Linked DNA regions of Mus musculus: region 2 is linked to region 1. The links are chromatin loops, found by intact Hi-C in ENCODE. Cell type or tissue: heart. All regions are shown on one strand.

Region 1 (8,000 bases):
CTGTTATTAATATATTTCCATATACAGTCATGTGGAAGGAATTAATCCTAGCTCTGGCCCCATCTAGCTGTGACTAATCTTGGGCAAGAAACTCAGAAACACCCTAGGTCTCAGTTTTCTTGACTGTAAAACTGGAGTGTGTATTATATTGTTTCCAAGGCCTCCTATGACTGTATGATCTAGCATTTGCTCCTAACTGTATTTCTAAACCTTGCCCCTGTTTAACCTGACTGCCCCAGTTATCTTATTAAGTGGAAGTAAGGACTGCCTCTCAAACCTAGACTGTTTTTTCCATAGAGGAACAAGGAGCTTTGTGGGTTGTTTCCTCCCAATCTTCTCCCTCACAATTTACCCACTACACAGGGTGTTCTCTATTGTATTAGCTCTAAAGACTGCTCTGAACTCTAGCCACAGTACATAAGTGCATTCTTGCTCAACTATTCTTGTCTACTATTTGTATCTCATTACACGATACAGGTTCATGTTTTTATGGTCTGTACGTGTGTCCTCCAAAGGACTTACTTACTAGAGGCCTAATCTAATGGTGGTACTAGGGTGATATAGGACCTTTAAAAGGTGGGGTCTGATGTTCTACTACCCAGCTTTCTGTGGTTACTCCAGGTAACAGACTCATCTCTAAAGATATAAAAAGGGAAATGAGACGATAGAAGGGAGAGTTTACCTGGAGTCAGTAGAGGGAGGGAAACGCTAAGCAAGAGGGAAAAAGGAATAGAGAACACCAAGGATGATTGAAAACTCCATGGGGAAACAGGATTCTATGTTTATTTGAAACTACTATTAGTACATATACATTTGGAGATGCTCATACCATGGGATGACCACTAAGAAGAAGCCACTAAGCAGCAGCACCCACCCCCATGCCCCCATGGCCTCTGAATTAGCTCCTGACTCTAGATTCCTGACCTGCTTGAGTTCCTGCTCTGACTTCCTCCTTTGAAGAACATTGATGTGGAAGTGTAAGGCAAATAAACCCTTTCCTCCCCAATTTGTTTTTGGTCATAGTGTTTCCTCACAGCAATAATAACCCTAAGGAGGATAGTGTATAAACACATATAAATAACTTACATGAAGTTATGCCACAAAGGGTAAAATGTTTTTACCAAGAACCAAAGGCTATCTAACAAAAGCCCTGGTGCCAAGCATGGAAACTTTGAATTGTTGGTCAGGGGACTCCAAAAGATACCTCAAGCAACATTGGACACTACTGTTTCCCTTGATTGCCTCCCAGAACATGAAGGTAAGAACCTAAATGCTGAAGACACCACATACTTCAGAACAGAACTTAAAATTAAGTTGCAATTGACCTGGAAGCCTCCTCCCTGACAGCTGGCTCTCAGTATTCAAAGGTGCAATTGCCAAGGCAGAAAAGCAACCAATAGTGCTATTCAGCACAACAATGGCTGGATTGTCAGGAGATGCACAATAGTACCACGGTGGCACCTTTACCCCAGGGGTCACCAACACTTGTCTAACTGGATTTAAAGCCCACTTAATAGGAGGGAAATCAACCTACTATACACCTAGTCAATTATCCAAAGCTAGAGATGTCATAGGCCCAAGAAGAGAGCCTACTACTACCTTTTCCCCCAAATAATATAATTTCTAACTGTATTCTAAATACTTATCTTAAGTCTTTCCAAATACATGTAGCTCTCACCCTTTATCAAAGAAGATTCTCTTTGCAATAATGCAAGTTACAGAGATCCACAACTAATCAGTATGTAGAGAATTGGTGACTATGGGGTCTCTGACCTCAACAGATACATCTGCAACACAACCCCTTGCACCTAAGGCTCAGGGAAACTCACCAAGAGGGGAAGAAAGAGTATAACAGCCAGAAGAGCAGCCTGCTGTGAGACAGTGTCTTCTATGTATGACAGGGAAGTACCACCACAGTCCTCAATACGATGGTTACTTTAGAGAGCATACAGGCAATACCAACCGACATCCCAGCATGGATGGGAAATTCCACATGGTCTTCTCCTAGATGGAGACCTACAGGTGGACAACACTTGCTATTGCTCAGAGGCACATACCCGAGTTTCTAGTCTCCCACCTGATGGATGGTGAGACCCTCCTCCTCACATAAGCTCCTGGCATGACGCCTACTACCTCAAAGTAACACTGCCAAGGGAGCCCAGATCAGAGGTCAAGCATATTGGGCTACTGAAAGCTCGGGCGTTTACAATCTAAATTCATGAGCTAAACAATTTCTTTTCTCTATAAAGTACACAGCCTTGTACACTTTGTTACAGCAAGGGAAACAGACAAACAGAATAGCCAATTGTATTTATTTTAAACTTTTTAGCAACCAAACTAATGAGAAAATACCCTGCACAAAATGGGCACTTAGCAAAAAACTGAAGATCTAAAACTACTTGTGCTCATTTTCAAAAACACCTATCTTAGATTAGCACCGCATGAAATTTTAGTAATTCTTTAAACCAGACGTCAAGAGCTCTAACTTCTAGTTTTGTTAATGTATTCTATAACTCTACAATCTCAGCATATAAAATGGACCTATTTACACTGGCCCTATTTAACTAAAAAGAGCTGCTCATTTTAAAAATATATCTATATAAGAGATATAAAAATGTTCGGTGGCATTATTTTGATTGCCACGAGAGTCTAGAGAAAGATGAAAGTGATTTAACCTTAACCATTAGCATCCATTTTATCAGAGTTCCTTTGTACCTACACTAGAGCCATTCAAACCTTACAAGGATAGCAATCACTTTTCATGTCACCAAATGTCACACAATGTGTAATCTACCACAGAAAGCACCAGACAGGTTTATAAAGATACTTTGGTATATGATGTTTTTTAAACAAAAGCATATACTGCATTTTTAAGAATTAAATTCTTGATCCCATCACAGTTTAGGGCTTACTAAGGTTTTGGTCCTTTTACAGAAACGCCCTCTTTTATTGTTCCGAAATTTCAAGCATTTCATATAAGTAACCATTTCAAATACTCCTCTAATAATACTCAGAAGTTATGAAAAATGTAACATAGACAAAGCTTCCAATAAAATGACATTTTAGTCTTTAACCAGTCTACACATTATCATCCAAAAATGTAAATTTTAAAGGAATCATGCCAATTTTTCTCTTGTGATGAATCTCACAGCTTAAAATACAATCTCTTAACTTGAAACATTCTACCCTTGCCTTTCTACATGGCAATCCTCAATTTTTTATAGTTTAATACACACGAAGCAATAAGAGCTGTCCTAGACCACACTCTTTGTATACCATTACAAGTGATGTCACTTCTGTTCTCTGATAGATCTGATAGAACCTTGTGCTCCCTCTACTGACTACAAGGAAATGTTATCAATAGTAAAAAGAGTGCTTAGTTTGCAAAAGATGTCATTATTTTGGGTGTTAAAAGACTCAGGGATCTCATCAAGAATTCTCTATTCACTTCCTAGGTTAAATATCTAGTTGTATAATGTTGTTTAAATATACTTTTCAACTTGAACCTCTTAAAGGTTTTGATCTGCTGAGATCTGCCACCAATGGCTAAGTCTCTGGTAGATCCTGGCAAATATGTAAATACCTTACAGAGCAATTACTTAGACTATGGTCCTAATTGTTAAGTCATGTGACTATTTAGAGGCAGATCCATAACTGCATGTCTGGATTTAGGTCACAGTTTGGAGCAGTTAAACATTTAAACCCAATTACTCCAAGTTAGCTGATCATCATTACAGAGGGGTAGAACTACTCAACTGACCAGTACAGCCTGTGGGGCACAGATTGTATCTCACGCCTATGCTTGGCTGACAGCCTCAGCTGGGAGCATAAGCATGGACAAAGCCTGCTCCAAAACATGCCTGCGGGACAGCACTGCATCTTACAGCTTGTGAGCACTTTAACATACAGCCAACAGCGGCTCAAAGGACATGAGTGTGGCCCTCATGCTCATTGCTACCAATTCTACTTGACTTACTAAGATACACACAGCACCAGAGAACCAGCATACACTGCAGATGTAGCTCAGGGGCAGAGTATGTGCTTAACACACATGAGGGCCTCAGTTTGAGCACAGCACCACAGGGAAAGGAAAATAGAAGAGCCACTCAATTAGTGCTGGTTTATCATGACGTCAAGTGCGTAATTGTTATTTACTGTAAAGTAGACTGGAGTCATTATTGCTAACTCTCCTACATCTTTTGTCACATCTGAACCTCCCGAATTACATCATCAGGGGATGCCCACTAATATTAGTTATCAAATTAAGTAAAATGTGATTTAAACCTAAATCCTTCTCAATTGTGCTCACAGATCACTTTGAAATATAAGTAATTCTTAGATGAATCACTGCTGGCAGCTTTATGCTTTCTTCAACCACAGATGTTTTATTAATTTAAGCATTACCAATATTTTGCTAACCTTGGAAATAAATTTTGCAAGCCAGGCATGGTAACGCATGCCCGTGGTCCCTGTAGAAAGGCAGAGACAGGAACCTTCCCACAGGTTTACAGTCAGCCTGTTCTACCCAGTGAGTGCTATGTCAGCCAGAGTTGCATAGTGAGGCTAGAAACTAAGTAAGGGAGAAAGGGAGAGACGGAAGAAGGGAGGGGAGAAGGGCAGGAAGGAATTCTGTTAACTGATATGAAAAAGAACTGTCAAAGTTGTAATGGATGCAAATCTACTACTTCAAAGTTACTGGTAGAAGAGGATGTTCAACTCTATCACTTCTTTACTAGTGGAATCTGGACACAAATCTAATACACAAGAGATGATGGGCTTCCAGTCACTTCAGTAACTAACACTACCACCAACTAACCAGGGGACAAAGCTGCACTCCTGACGAGCTGTGGGAACAGAGGAGGTGCCACAGATTCTGGAGTGTAGGATGGACCAGATAGCATGACTGTGTGCACTTTACCTTTGTCTGTCTCTTTCACTCATTCTCTTCCTTCCCACCCCCTCATTGCTCCTCACATCTTCTTATGAGCAGTAAAGATAAAATCCTTACTCCTTGATCATGCTTATTGATCAACCCCTTGGGAAGCTTAACTGTTGGACATATATTTCCACCACCCAGAAAGCTCTCATTTGCCTGTAAGCATCTGTCTACAATTAAGGCTAAGATTAAATATGTTGTATCTTAAGTTCTGTTAAATACACATGTGTTTCAGAATAGAACAAACTTTCTTTTCACCTCTTTTCCTTTTTAAAAGAGTGTCTTAGTTCTTAGTTCAGGCTAGATTTGAACTCGTGATTCCCTGTCAGCCTCCTGACACATGGATCACAGCATGTGGTGACAGTCCTGGCTCTTATCTTTGTGTCTGCTCATTTCTGTGTTGTGAGTCTAACTGAGAACCTTGTGAGCTAAGCAAGCTCTCTACACTGAACTATTTCCCAGCTGTCACATCAATTTTTATTCTTTCTTAAAAAAGAAACTTCAGATGAGGGGCTGGCTGCTCCTGATCACGCTAACATTTACTAACCAAGCAAGCTTCAGAAGAGAGAGGAGTGAGGCCTGGCACTTTTCAGGGGAAGCCTTTGGTTCCCTACAACATAACCCCCAAAAGGTTCAGAACACCATCCAGATTTTCATCAAGCCTGGAACATCATTTATATTGTGGGACTTGTGCTCTGCCGGTGTTTAATGGGCTTCCATGTAGATTTTAACGTGGATCTGACCATACATTGGCCGTTAACCTACTTACTGAACACTAAGCCATAGGAATTTTAACTATCAAGCCATGAGGGAGAAGTCTCAAAAGTTCCTAAACAACAAAATAGAATGGACTATTGTCAAAAAGTGTCTGAAACAAGCCCGTGTGAGACAAGCACCTGAGAGAAACTCAAGGAATTTAGACACCTGTCAGTGAGTTGGCTCACACTAGTGATCCTGATTTAGACACCTGATATTGGCTCACACCAATGATTCTAAAAACTGTGTTAGAACCATCTGCAGATGTTTTCCAAATCTGGGCTCCTTCTTGTAACAGTATAGAAATGTATTCATTCTTAGGCTATTTCATCAAATTGGTAACTGATGTACCATAACTTATACTTGCAATGTATGTTCAGCCAAATAAAATAGCCCTAATTAACTTTGTTTCTTTCTCTTGTGAGACTATGCCGGAGCCTAGCAAACACAAAAGTGGATGCTCACAGTCAGCTATTGGATGGATTACAGGGCCCCCAATGGAGGAGCTAGAGAAAGTACCCAAGGAGCTAAAGGGATCTGCAACCCTATAGGTGGAACAACAATATGAACTAACCAGTATCCCCAGAGCTCGTGTCTCTGGCTCCATATGTAGCAGAAGATGGCCTAGTTGGCCATTATTGGGAAGAGAGGCCCCTTGGTCTTGCAAACCTTATATGCCTCAGTACAGGGGAACACCAGGGCCAAGAAGTGGGAGTGGGTGGGTAGGGGAGTGGGGGGGAGAGGGTATGGGGGACTTTTGGGATAGCATTGGAAATGTAAATGAGAAAATAACGAATAAATTTTTTTTTTTAAATTTAGATCGGAAACATTACTGTTAGCATTGGCATTAAATTTAAATTTAGAAATTTAAGTCTAAACTAAACAAGGACTGCAGTTCAGACTGGGAATAAAGCCCAATGCTGGAATGCCTGCCTCATATGCTATGTCTAGGCTCAATACCCAGCAATAAAGAAGTAAATAATGAGATATCAGAAATGCCCTAAAAGATAAAAATCCCGAAATAGTTTCTAACCTTCAACAGTTACTTACATTTTTGCCTAACTACAAAATAAATTTATTCTAGGAATACCATTCATAATTAAGTCACTAAAGCAATAATAGTCTATACCACATAGTTCTTACTAGGTATCTGTGAGAGCTAGGCTTTACTGTCAGGTTGACTAGAGTTGGAATCTACTCGGAGATACATTTCTGGGTATATCTTTGGGACGTTCCCAGAGAACAGAGAGAGGAAGACTAATCTTGCATGTGACTTGTATGATCTCATAGGCGAGAGTCCAAGACTGAATAAAACTGAGGAAAAGAAGAGGAACAAAGGACCAGCATCCATTTGTCCCTGTGGCTGATGATATCAGCATCTTGTGCTGCCACCACCATGCCTTCCCAAACTATGAGCCCAAACACGCTCCTTCCTTCTCTCCTTAAGCTGTTTCTGTCAGAGCATGAGAAAAATCACAGACATGGCATTCACTAATGAAATGCCAACCCAAGTTTGCAGGGAAGGTCTGGATGGACAGACCATCAGTTAGCAGCACCTGCTGCTCTTCCACAGCAGGTAGCTCACTGCAGCGCCAGCTTAGGGGAGCCAGTACCCACTCCCGGCCCTGTGGGCACCCATGCTTACACACACACACACACACACACACACACACACACACACACACACACACACACGAATAAGAATTTAAATCAATCTTTTTAAAAATAAATGATTTAATGTCTCTGATAACAACAACAAAAAACTATAACTTAAGTCTCTACATCTTGCTGGCTTTATAGTTGGAGCTCATTACAAATTTTATATAATTATAGAAAAAAACAAAGCACTAAACTTTAGAAAAAGACTTTTCTTTGACTTTACAGTAATTACCAAAAGATCAGTATTAGTTTATCTTTAAAGACTTAGTCTGGAAAATATAAATTTTTTTAAAGAATTATAATTTTTAATAAAAGATTTTATGTGATTTACACGTGCAAAATAGCTGTTCTTTTGGCTCTAAAGAGTAAATACTAGAAAATCAAGGAATTATTTCAAATAATGGTGTATAGGCATTCACTTAACAAAGAAGCAAGCATTTCCAGATCCACCAATCCCAAACAGATTTTCATTTTATAAATGACTATTCAAATTAGCACAGTGTTACCATAGAAGAGAAAATTGATCAAGCCAAGGAAACTGCTGATCGAGTTGAGAGAAGAAAGAGGGTGAACATGCAAGCTTGAACTCAGGCATTTTTATGAGTCAATAGTTCAGTCGTCCTGGTGCAGGATGGACACCTGTATAAGC
Region 2 (8,000 bases), 210 kb before region 1:
AAATGAAATCAACCTTTTGAGGATATATCCTTATATTTATGTTTACTGCAGGGTTATTCACAATAGCCCAAAACTAGAAACAGCCTAAGCATCAGTTGAGAGAATATGAAGCAAAAAATATGAAGGAAAGAATATGAAGAATGTGGAATGGGGTCCATGTCATTTTTATAACATGAACAGAACTGAAATTGTTATATAAAGTGAAATTAAACCCAGAAAGACGGGGTTGGGGATTTAGCTCAGTGGTAAAGTGCTTGCCTAGCAAGCCCAAGGCCCTGGGTTCGGTCCTCAGCTCCGGAAAAAAGAAAAAAAAAAAAAAAATAAACCCAGAAAGACAAATACTGTGTGAGCTTCATCATATATAGGATATGAAAAAGTTGATCACGGAGATGCTGAGGACAGGACAGTGGTTACCAGAGTCTGGGGAGCAGAGGGGAGAGGATGATAGATGTTGGTCAACAAATGTTGTTATTCATAGAAGAGAAATGGAGTCTGGCATTCTATGACATAGAGGCTGCAGATAGAATACTGACATTTAATAATGTACTTTAAAAGTTAAAAGAATATATTTGACCACGGTTTCATCATGAAGGAATGATAAACATTTGAGGAGATAAATTACCTTGTTGACAACTGTAACAAAACATCATGTGATACTCTACTGATATGTATAGGTTTTTTTATATGATAATGAAAATTAAAAAGTCAGGTGTATTGCTAATTGAATCAAGATATAAAAAGAGTGAATGTTTCTGCAACACTTCTGTCAAGGGAAAAATATCCCCATTAATATGAGTGGTCTATGTGTCTTCATGTGCCTCTAACCTAGGGCTGTCTACTGCCCAGGAAGCCTACATTGTAGCCAGTGCTCTTGCACCAGTGCAGTTTAAATACAGCACCAGAGTGATGCACACAGTTCACTTGGAGTCATTTTTTGCATCAACACGACCTGTCTTTGCTCCCATAATTAATTATATATAGTGTGAATTCATGAGAGGCAAAATCTCTTTCCAATATTTGTAATATTGAATTATTCAATGTTTTCATAAATAGTGCCATAGTTCCCTACATTGCCATATTCATTTCAGAAATGCAAGTGATTTCCTTGTGTTACAGTCTGTGTTTAGTATCCAGATTCTGATTGATAGGCATGTTCAAGGCTCTTAGTGAAAATCAATCCTCAAGGGGCTGATACCCTTTAACTGTGTGAGAAGAAACAAGTGGGGGTCATCGTCCTGACTCTGAAGTAAGCCCTCTTCTTCTGTAGCTAATATTGTTATCTAAAAACTAAGGAGACTGGACTTGCTGCTTTTTACATTTTCTCTGAGCTTTGGGAATGTCTCTGAAAATATTGAGTCCTTTATTTAACAAACATACACAGCTGAACCTAAATGTCAAATGTGTGGCTATATTAATCTGCTTTTCCTATTAAGAAAGGTTCTTCTATCAAGAATTTGTCTACTTGGGGCCAGCTTGGTCTACATAGTGAGACTTTGCCTCAAAACAAGACAAGTCTTAAGAGCAGAAGAACCAGATGAATCCAGATGACACAGTACACAGCAGCAATCTCAGGAGTGAAAGCAGAGACAGGAGGATCCCTGGGCTGGGACTCCCCCACCAGCCGGTCTAGCTAAGTTAGTGAGCTCTAGGCTCAGTGGGATACACTGTCTCAAAAAATAAAGTGGAGAATGATTGAGGACAACACTGGGTGTTAACCTCAGGCCTACACACACACGCACACACACATATATGCATGCATGCATACCCAAGCACATACCCCCCCCACCAAGAGTAAGCATGCTAAATATTTATAACAGGTTCACTAAATACAAATGTATAGGAATGCTCAGTGGTATTTTAGTTGGCCATAGGAATAATTTTTATTCCTAACTATAGCATTGTGGTGAATCTTAATTATAAAAGCACATTTTGTTTTAAGACAGGAATTTAGAAAAGTAAAGATTTCGTCTCTAAGTCAACTAGCTGCTGGTTTGAGAGCAACCAAGCACTGCATATGCTAGGGAGGGTAACTTTCCATTTGGAGCAAGAGTGGCGTCCAGTGTAGGTCACGCTCAGCTTTAAAACAAAAGTGTATGCTTTGTTTTCATCTAGACTTTAAAAAATCAAAAACAACACAAGACAGAATACCACACTAAAGCTAAACATGGTGGCATAGGCCTGAAGCACTGGGAAGTCAGAGACAGGAGGATCAGATAAAAGGCTAGCCTTGGCTATCTAGTGAGATGTTATCACATATACAACCAAAAAATATCAGCTAGAACAAGGAGGTAAGAAGTCATAGGAGATAAGCAGGAGGAAGGTCCAGGGGTTAACAGGCTATGCAAAAGAGAAAAACGGCTTTAACCACGAGGGACCGGAACCTAGAAAGGCTCCATTCAGACAGCAGTGTGTTACAGAGACTTCTGTCAGCCTGCCTTTCCCTCCTTTTCTCCATGTCGTCACTGCATGAAGGATGAGGACTGAACCATATTGTCGGTCCCTGTGAGGGGTCAGCCCCTTCCCTGTCGGCCTGCCAGGCAGAGATTGATGCATTCATAGAGAGTGACTCTGCAGAGCAGCTGATCAGCTCGGAACCGACCAAGCCTCGCAGATCCAAGGCTTCTGAGCAGCCTCTTCAAGATGCTTTCCCAGAATTGCTGGGCAGAGTCAGCAGGACCATCTTCCTAAAAATATGCTAAGTAGGAAATGGCTGAGATATAAACTGCAAAGTGCTGCACGAGATAATTAGGGTCAGAAGTAACTCGTCAGGAACTCAGAAGGGTATAAATAGGCCGTTGATGAGAACTGCCTGATGAAGAGGGTGCCAAGTGGGACCTAGACACACACCGGGGGCTGAGAAGCACTACTGCATCCTAAAGCTAAAAGAGAAAGGCTCAGCAACTAATTCCAACGTTACATAATCACGTAGGAAACAATTAAATGAAACTAGATGACCTGCTTACTCAGAAATTAATTTCTATGCTAATCTTGAACCCTAAATTGCTGCTAATCCTGTTTGAGTTTAATCACTGCACACACTTAACTGTTTTCAGAATGCCACTGTTTTATAGTTTTCATAGCATAGTTAGTCTTGAGACAGGCTTTATTATTATTATGCTCATTCTAACTAACAAAAGGGCACTCAAACCTAAACTCAATCTCCCTCCCTCCCTTCCTCCGTTCCTGCCTCTCTGTTTCTGTCTCTTGATCGATGGCTTTCTTACACACACATGCGAGCACGCTCGGACACACAGACACACACACACACACACACACACACACACACACACACATGCACTGTCCACCCACGCCTACGCCCACACATTTTGGGAAGCTAGTATATGCCCTAGAAAACTTAAAATTGTAGATGTCAGTTTGTCCCAGACCAACTGATGAGAGAACTCTGTAACATACTCTGGAACTGCTCCTAGCATCTAAGTGAGAGTCCAGCAACTTATTGGGAGAGAAGGGAGAACTGCTACTATCATGATTCCATGGTGTGACCGATAGCCACAGAGTCATATCATAATAATTTCCAAAAGGACAGTTTTTCCCTTCTAAGTCGGCTTTTGGTTGCTGTAACAAAACACCTGAGATACTGAAGTGACAGTCTCTGGTTGTGTGGGGCCAGTGGTGGCACAATAATGCACCATGGCAAAGTGTGTGGCACACTGCACGTGGCACGTGGCATGTGGCAGAGAGCTGTCTGTCTACCTCCTGGTGGTCAGGGGTGTGGAAAGAGGAAGACAGGAAGGAGTGGCTCCTAGGTATTTTCTCCAAGGGCATGCCCCCTGAAATCTGATTTCCTTCCATTAGGCCCCTAAAGGTGCCAGCACCTCTCAGTAGGGCCACAAGCTGGCAGCTTTCAACAATGGGCCTGCGTGAGGCACGTCAGCAGTCATCTCAGGACACGTAAGTAAATGGCCAGGCTCAAATGTAGACTCAAAGTAGGTAGCAACTACTAAACAGGGTTTCTTCTTTAGATAAAATTATGCCTACAGTACTTAGTAAAGGTGACCAATTCATCAAACTGGATTTCAGATATGAAGATAAACACAGCCAGCCGGCCATTGCTGAACGCAAACAACAAACATGGCATATCACAGTGCTACCACAGTAGACCACTGGGAAAGGTGCTGTGGTGGAATGAGAAAAGACCCGTATGGAAAAGTATCTCTGAGGCTAAGGAACAGGTATACGGCAGAGGACATATACATAGGGCAGTTTTATTTGTTTTGGTTTGATTAAATTTCATTGTTTTTACCATCCATAACTTTCTTCAAAAAATGTATAGACTTTTACTTTTACATGTCTGAAGTGTCTGAGGGTGGGTCCGTGCATGTGAATGCAGGTGACCCCAGAGATCGGAGGCATCAGACTACCCTGGACTGTGAGCTGCAGGCAGTCATGAGACTCTCAACAGGAGTTCTAGAAACAGAACTCTGTAGAGAGAATCTCTTGTGCACTGTATAAAAAGCCTATCAATAAAAAAGCCTTTGGCCAATGAGCTGAGGCAGGAAATAGGAGGAGAGAGAACAGAGAGAGACAGAAGGGGAGGGAAGCAGATGGGGGGGGGAGAGAGAGAGAGAGAGAGAGAGAGAGAGAGAGAGAGAGAGAGAGAGAGAGAGAGAGAGAGAGAGAGGATTCTAGGAAATACGTGTGGTTTCATGTGTCTGTCTTCTTAGAGTTCAGGTGAATCTCTCACACCTGACTCTTTCTCAGAACACTGCCCCCCCCCCCCACACACACACCCTACCCCACACCTTCTCTCTCTGCTGGAACTCCCACCTCCTATTTCCTTTCATGGCCCATCATCCAACAGTTTCCCAAAACTACCACCTTGGTTCCTCAAACCTTCGAACATTCCCTCTTTGAGAGGCTGGGATGTTTTCCCATTCTCCAAATCCTCTGTGACCTTTTACTAAAATCTTCATTTTCAACACTTAAAATGTAGAAGGTTTAGATGTCTCCCTTTCTCAAATACAGAGGGAATAATGTTTGTTCTCTGACAACCCAACCCTATCAGAAAATTTAAGAAAGAAACAATTAGAAATTGCATCTTAGATTTAGCCCCACTCACCGGGAGCTTTCCTAGAAAGAGAGAACTTCTGTTTCCTCCACTTCCATTTGAGTTTTGACTTGCCCCTTCAAATATGTGCTATGGAATAATTTTGAAGTAAATAATTTCACCAGTTGAACTCTCCTTGCATGTAATTTAAGATGAATGCACCTAGAACTTAAACATGTCTTTACAGCAGATTTCTTTATGAGGAAAACACCCAAATGAGGACATATTCAAAGTTCATGATTGAACTGAAGTGACACAATGGTTCCCTGCTCTCCTTCTGTCTAAGACACTCAAGTGTCTTTACCCCGGCACCTCACTGTGTCTCCAAGATCAGTTAAGGCAGAGCAAATCACAACCTTACAGAAAACAGGGAAGAATGACAAAGGACTGTCATTCCGTGTTGGGACAGACCCTTCCAGGTGACCCTCAGAACGCCTCTGCACTGTGTACCTACCTGTACAGGTAGCACGCGGGCCAGGGCTTGGAAGATATGTACCTACAGAGGAAAGTGGATGCTGGAGGGAGAGGGAAGGAGCTGGTGGAAAAGAATTTCATACTTCCATACTTCCTTCGCTTTAATGTTAGTGAAAGCTTTTAAAATAATTAAATACACATAACCAGAATGTATCAATTTTTTAATTAGAGAAAAGAACAATAGCTTCAAGCAGACACCTAACAAAAGGACACACTGCAGACACTGGAGAACAGCTATCTGAGGTCTCCTCAGGAAGGCTGAAACGGCTGCAACAGCAGCTTCTTCGATCTTTTAATAATAATAATAATAATAATAATAATAATAATAATAATAATAATAAAAAGCAGTGTTTTCAAACTCCAGGTTTTGTAGCCCAAGAGCACACAGCTCTTCTGATTGGTATGCATTGCACTGCAACTGTACACTACACAGATTGTATCATTTCATCCTGTGTGTCACACATGTCACTAAAAAGCCTTAAACACATGCATTTCACCTGCGATAGATCACCCCGAGGAGGTCAGAGAACGAGGAGATTGCAGACTGCAAACTTTTCTAAGTACTTAAGAGTACTAAACATTGTGACATGCCTCGAGTTTTGTAGACATAAAGGACACAGACCATCAAATTCACAGCCTTATCTTGCTTTTGTCAAATTTTTGACAAGCAATTTTTATTCAGGAATGCTTGTTCACCAGCATAAAACTAAAAGGACATTTAAGTTTTCTTCACTGGACTCTGAAGGATTAAATCTATTTGTATAATTCGGTAATGTCTCAGAACCATTAGAGCATATCTAAGACATAAGTAACTAAGATGTACTGACTTAACCTAAGTAACGCCTTGCAAACTGTAGGCATTTTGTCCTGTGTACGCAGACTTGCCTGTCTCTTGGTTCCTTCCTTTCCTCCCATTTGTTGTTCTTTTTGCTCTCCCACCGTTCCTGCCTGACTGCTTTCACATTCTAAATGAATGCATTTACATTCTGTGTCAAGCAATAGGCCGAGTGTTAGGAAGCAAAGCTGAGGTGACTCAGGCCTGCTCTATATGTGTGTACACTGCGGAAGGGTAGACACACATGTAAACAAGTGAATCTGAATAAAACAGTGTTGTAAATACATTTGGATGAGAAATGGAATGGCATTTGTTGGGCATTTACCACATGCCAGATGCTCCTGGAGACAATTTAGGAGTAAGTACTGTGCACACAGCCCACATTTAGCCTTCACCTTTCTTGTGGAGAATTTTTTTTAACCCGTTTCTAAGCTAGAAGCATGAAGACAAAGTGAAGTGCTAAAATAATCCCACGGCACCTGAGACACAACCAGCAGAACGATTAGGACGCTACATTATAAACTTGGCTGGATCCACTGACTTGCCATTACCTGCTCTAGAATGGGATCCCAAGTCTTGGTTCACACTGCCAAAGCTCACTTTTAGGAAGTGAGGTCCTTCTAAGAAAGGAGATGATGAAGGCATCACCATGAGAGCCGATGCCTGTTTTTTAAATCTGAACTCTGAACTTCGGTTCTAAGTAGACAGCACCATCATCTTATAACTGGTGGAATTGGGATCTTATGGGCTGGGTGGGGCTGGACAACACTGGGCATTTTGTGATTTCAAAACTGAAGATCTAACTAAAAGTTAACAGAAAGGACAATTCATAAAACTTCCAAACATACTGTATAGTTTAACATTTTCTCTTTGTTAATAAAGATGGAAGTTTATGTGTCATTCCTTCCAACAAATATAAATTAATAACTATTATGCTCTGGGCTTGGGAATAGACACTACAGACACAATCCACCAATGACAGACTGCAAAGTAACTACTGAAGGACAGCAGAGCTTCTACGGTCTTGTGACCATAGTTAGCAAGCTATAGCATGGTCTTATATTCTTTTTTTTTTAAACATTTTTTAAAGATTTATTTATTATTTATTATATGTAAGTACACTGTAGCTGTCTTCAGACACTCCAGAAGGGGGAGTCAGATCTCATTACAGATGGTTGTGAGCCACCATGTGGTTGCTGGGATTTGAACTCAGGACCTTCGGAAGAGCAGTCGGGTGCTCTTACCTGCTGAGCCATCTCACCAGCCCTGGTCTTATATTCTGTACAAAGATTGTTTCAGCCAATACTTAAAATTACTGTGTCTGGTAGGTATGAATATTATCTTCATGGTCTGAACAAAAACACAGGATTGATACACATACAGTACTCATTCAATCTCACAAGTTTAGAGAGCTGCGTTACTGGACATGTTTGTAGTTCAGTGAGCGCATATTGCTGCTATGCCAGAATTACAGAGAACTGTGGAAGCTGGGAAGATCTAAAAGCAGATGACCCATTTAGCTCCTGCCTGTGCAGGGATACTTTCCAAAGGAGATAACACTTTGGATTTAGCTTGAAAGAAGAAATAGGGAATATTTACTTGGGGAAGAGAGGAAGGGTATTT

What was found. A loop is a pair of places that touch in the nucleus more often than their neighbours do. Peaks named below come from ENCODE experiments on the same cell type or tissue, not always from the same donor. Only the 100,000 strongest peaks of a DNase experiment are listed, where the experiment ranks them.
Region 2: it touches region 1 in a loop (2.7-fold over the local background); 2 of 42 quality-filtered maps call a loop at or near these places.

Annotation. Positions count from the first base shown.
Region 1 is chr12:52,276,742-52,284,741 of GRCm38, reverse strand. The region is part of intron 7 of Nubpl (nucleotide binding protein-like); the gene reads right to left. Among named protein-coding and RNA genes, the nearest start is that of Gm40423, 81 kb to the left of the region's middle. In heart, a CTCF peak has its summit at 3,339 (motif pointing left); no DNase peak of the experiment used is centred here.
Region 2 is chr12:52,483,281-52,491,280 of GRCm38, reverse strand. No RefSeq gene overlaps it. Among named protein-coding and RNA genes, the nearest start is that of Gm35135, 6.7 kb to the right of the region's middle. In heart, no CTCF peak of the experiment used is centred here; no DNase peak of the experiment used is centred here; H3K4me3 peaks cover 436 bases; H3K27ac peaks cover 594 bases.